Linked DNA regions of Homo sapiens: region 1 is linked to region 2. Evidence: read pairs that join two places in POLR2A ChIA-PET (ENCODE). Cell type or tissue: GM12878. All regions are shown on one strand.

What was found. Peaks named below come from ENCODE experiments on the same cell type or tissue, not always from the same donor. Only the 100,000 strongest peaks of a DNase experiment are listed, where the experiment ranks them.
Region 1: POLR2A ChIA-PET joins it to region 2 with 14 read pairs; 2 of 35 experiments call an interaction of 5 or more read pairs at or near these places.

Annotation. Positions count from the first base shown.
Region 1 is chr3:98,737,774-98,740,273 of GRCh38, reverse strand. It overlaps a transcript of ST3GAL6 not described here. Among named protein-coding and RNA genes, the nearest start is that of ST3GAL6-AS1, 6.4 kb to the right of the region's middle. In GM12878, no CTCF peak of the experiment used is centred here; no DNase peak of the experiment used is centred here.
Region 2 is chr3:98,554,859-98,557,358 of GRCh38, reverse strand. No RefSeq gene overlaps it. Among named protein-coding and RNA genes, the nearest start is that of GPR15, 24 kb to the right of the region's middle. RefSeq lists enhancers at 796-875, 1,006-1,325, 377-1,576. In GM12878, no CTCF peak of the experiment used is centred here; DNase peaks (open chromatin) are centred at 938 and 1,396; H3K4me3 peaks cover 2,233 bases; H3K27ac peaks cover 2,500 bases.

The sequences.
Region 1 (2,500 bases), 180 kb before region 2:
AGAAGAACCATACACATCAAATTTGTAAAAAAAAAAAAAAAAAAAAAAGTGTTTTGCAATAAGAGAGCCAGATTTGCCCTCCAAAAAATTCAGTGTGTGCAAAATATTTATAGTTACTTGGTGATCAGAAAACACACATATCTCCTTACATCCCGTTTATCAAAAAATCCAATTATTTATCATTTAATTGTAGCATATCTGGGATAAAAGAATAATAATTAGCTAAATCACTTCGACATCTACCTGAAATATTGGCTTTAAATATTAAAAATATTTTGACAGCAATGTCCTTTATCTCACAAGATCACTTACAACAGAAAGCTCCTTTAATTACCACAACCTATCAATTAAATAAGATTATAAATTACATTTAATTGCTGTTCTAAAATGTAGTTGAAAAATTCATTTGTACCCTATTTGAATGCCTGGATTATCTATCACCTCACTGCTCTCATCTAAATGCAACTGCTTAACCCATCTTACAGTTTTTAAATGCAATGAGTTATCCACAAAAAAGACAGAATTAAAAAAATAAAATCTACAATCTCCTTTTATTCTTTGGCCCTATGCTAACCATAGAAAATGTACACATTCCCTATATCTGCTTCCTCCACCCCTTAATACATTAAGGACTCTTACATATTAAAGTTGCATAAGATTTTAATAAAAGCATTTGAGACTTCCTTCTAGGTTTCCTGCCTAAATATTTGTAATGGAATATTTCCTAAGCTGAAAACCCCACTAAGAGGTCAGAAGCAACAGGCTGATACCTCTTAAGACTAAAATCTAATGGTATGGGAAAGGTGATTTCATAGAATCAGCTCAAAGACAAGAGGTCTGTGTTTATATGGCATTTTGCATGGGTTTTTTTGGGGTTTTTTTTTTGTTTGTTTGTTTTCTGTCTCAATTTCCTTCAAGTCAAGTCTACTACTGGTTATTTCTCATCTTCTGCTAGCTTTAGGCTTGGTTAGCTCTTGTTCCTCTAGTTTCTCTAGATGTGATGTTAGGTTGTTAATTTGGGATCTTTTTGAATTTTTGATGTAGGCATTTGGCACTATAAACTTCCCTCTTAGCAGTGCTTTAGCTGTGTCCCAGAGATCTGGTATACTGTATCTTTGTTCTGATTAGTTTCAGAGAACTGATTTCTGCCTTAATTTCACTGTTTTCCAAAAAGTCATTCAGGAGCAAGTTCTTTAATTTTCATATAATTGTATGGTTTTGAGTTATTTTCTTAGTATTGATTTCTATTTTTATTGCATTGTGGTCTAAGAGTGTGGTTGGTATGATTTTGGTTTTTTTGAATTTGCTGAGGATTGTTTTATATCCATTTGTGTGGTTGGTTTTAGAGTATGTGCCATGTGCAGATGAGAAGAATGTATATTCTGTCATTTTGTGGTGGAGAGTTCTGTAGATGTCTATTAGGTACATTCTGTCAAGTTCAGGTCCTGAATATCTTTGTTAGTTTTTGGCCTTGATTATCTGTCTAATACTGCCAGTGGGGTGTTAAAGTCTCCCACTGTTATTGTGTGGAAATCTAAGTCTCTTCATAGGTCTTACCTTGTGAATCTGGGTGCTCCTGTGTTGGCTGCATATATATTTTGGATAGTTAGGTCTTCCTGTTGAATTGAACCCTTTATCATTATGTATTGCCCATCTGTATTAGTTCATTCTCACACTGCTATAAAGAAATACCTGAGTTTGGGCACAGTGGCTTATGCCTGTAATCCCGACACTTTGGGAGGCCGAGGCAGGAGGATTGCTTGAGCCCAGAAGTTCAAGACTAGACTGGGCAACTCAGTGAGACCCCGTCTCTACAAATAATTTTTTAAAAAATCAGCCGGGTGTGGCGGTGTGTATCTGCAGTCCCAGCTACCTAGGAGGCTGAGATGGTAAGATTGCTTGTGCCCATGAGGCTGAGGCTGCAGTGAAGAATGATTGTGCCACTGCATTTCAGCTTGTTCAACAGAGTGAGACCCTATCCAAAAAAAAAAGAAAGAAAGAAATACCTGAGACTAGGTAATATAAAAAGCAAAGAGGTTTAATTGGCTCACGGTTCTTCAGGCTGTACGGAAAGCATGACTGGGAGGCCTCAGGAAACTCACAGAAGTCTCCTGGCAAAAGGTGAAGGGGAAGCAGGCACATCTTACATAATTGGAGTAGGAGGAAAGGCGGGGGTGGGGGGAGGGCGGGGGGAGGCTAAACAACCAGATCTTGTAAGAACTCACTCAGTATCAGAAGAACAGCACCCAGGGGGATGGTGTTAAACGATTAGAAACTGCCCCCCATATCCAATCACCTCCCATCAGGCCCCACCTCCAACACTGAGGATTACAATTGAATATGAGATTTGGGTGGGGGCACAGATCCAAACCATATCACTATCTTTGTCTTTTGTGGTTTTTGTTGGTTTAAAGTCTGTTTTGTCTAAAATTAGAATAGCAACCCCTGCTTTTTTCTGTTTTCCATTTGCTTGCCAGACTTTTCTCCATCCCTTTACTTT
Region 2 (2,500 bases):
GGATAAATTGAGATAATATATGAGGACATGCTTCACTAATTGTAGTTATACAAAAATGCTGGTTATTGGTCACAAAAAAGGCAGATGTGCTTTTGAAACATTCAGACTACGGTTTGACAATGGGGCCAGTCTGCCTGTATTCCATCATTTTTACTCTCCTTTTCTATTAACTCCATGTGTCCACTTTCTCATCCTAAAATTGGAATAAAAATATTTACTCTCCTGGTTGCTTAAAGGATTGAAATAGAAATGCATGTAAAGTAGAAAAGTATCTGTCTCTCCCCGTCTCTACTCCAGTAAGTGATCAACCAAAGTTGTTGCAATTTCCTTCCAAAATCCACAGGCAATGACATTAATCTGTGTTATGCTCAATCAAAAGGCATGCCCCAGTGACCCAGAAAAGAAGAAACCTGTGACATTCCCATTATTTCCCACAGGGCACTGATCACTTTCTACTTCTCCTAGCTCACCGTGTCCATCACTCATTCCTCAACCCTTTGGGTGGGAATGAGGCATTTGCCCCTACCAGTCTATTAAAATTGCACCTAAATTTACCTTAGAGGAAGTAAATTATAAAGAGCTCTTTGGACTGTTAAAAGTGAAGTGATGTATTTAGAAAGCGAGAGAATTTAAAAATACAGAACCATGATCAATTCTGTTTTAACTTGCAGTATATAGTTGAGAGCATGGTGTACAGGTGGGAACTGGAAAAACTGATTATTTGTTACAGTTGTTATATTTCTGAAAAAGGTGTTTATTCTTGTTTTCTTCACATCTGTTTCCAGTTGCCACTTGTCTTCTTGGGTGGAAATAACTTCTTTTCTATGAACTGGCAGAGTTTCTCTGGGTGTGGGGAGGTTCTGAACTTTGCGTGAGAGTGCTCTCCTTAGTTCAGTAATGAGATCAGTCACCAAGTCACCCCTTTGCTCTCTGGTGATGGCTGCCACCTCTTGCTTTCATGAGAAATGATAAAGCAAATGAGTCAGTGCCTAGGACCCTTCAAGAATGGCACGCGATGCTCAGCTAACCTCAAACCTTAGCTCTAGCTAAGGAGGTTTCAAAAAAAAGCCTTTGAGAAACTCTCCTTCCAGAAATACAGGCATGCATCTGGCTTCCTTCTCTTTTTCTCTATTGGCCTTTTATTTGGCGTTCTGGATTTCATTTAACTTTTTAAAAACACTGAAGTATGATTTTTAGTTTGAATAAAAAAGCAGTGATGTAGTAACCTGTGATCTTCCCCTTTAAGGTAAGATTCTGCAAAATTTTATGAAAAGACAATGTAGTTTTGCATAGTAGATGAGGGCAGAAATGTTTACTTTCCTAATTACCAGTTACCTCCTGGTCAACAAGTACAATCTGAGATCTTTTTGCTTACGTAGCGCTGTCAATTTCCTTTTTTCACCTGAGATAATCTTTTGTTTCGATAACTGTTTTCATAACCCATGCCGTGTTTTTTCCTCTGTTGTTTTTCTTTTTCTTTTTCTTTCTTTTTTTTTTTTTCAGACGGAGTTTCGCTTTTGTTGCCCAGGCTGGAGTGCAATGGCGCCATCTCGGCTCACCGCAACCTCCGCCTCCTGGGTTCAAGCGATTCCCCTGCCTCAGCCTCCCGAGTAGCTGGGGTTACAGGCATGTGCCGCCATGCCCTGCTAATTTTGTATTTTTAGTAGAGACGGGGTTTCTCCATGTTTGTCAGGCTGATCTCAAACTCTCGACCTTAGGTGATCCGCCCGCTTCAGCCTCCCAAAGTGCTGGGATTACAGGCGTGAGTCACCACGCCTGGCCCCGTTTTTCTATTTTTTAAACTACAGTAATTCTCTTTGATTTAAATATTTGTAAAGATATGTACAATAAAACTATTCTTAAATCATAGGGGAAAACAAAATATGGAGCAATAGAGCAATTCTAAATGAAATGCAAGCCTAAACTACTTTTTTAACAAGCTTTGTAAATAATCACTTGTTTGCAAAGGAGGTGGTGATTCATGTGAGAGGAGTAGAAAGAAAGATTTTGGTCCCTTTGAAATTTTATTATTGTTCTTCTAAGTACATCGTCTAGAAAGAAAGCAAACCAATAGCGTTTTGGAATTGTTTAGTCACTAATTGTATTCCATGAGCATTCTTTCTGGTTCACTGGAATTCAGTGTATAAGTCTGGGGACAAAGTGAAGCTCTGAAGTTATGAGCTTTGGACAGCAGGATGGCGAATTAAGGTGGTGGAAAAGGAAACTTTGATGTTGGAGAAACTGGTGTAGCTCAGAACGTAGAACAGAAAAAGCCAACTATTTGGCCAAAGTATCCATCTTTTAAAGAGATACAGTTTTAATCAAGTGAACAGGTAGGACTTCAGTCTGGGTGTTTATTTTTGTCTATTTATACAAATTCTTTATCACTCAGATCAAAGAGTTTGCATTAGGTAGTATTATGTTTCTATATTTTCTTAAATCAATATACACAATGAATTGTTATTAGATCATAAGAAATGCCAAACTGGATCAGATTTAC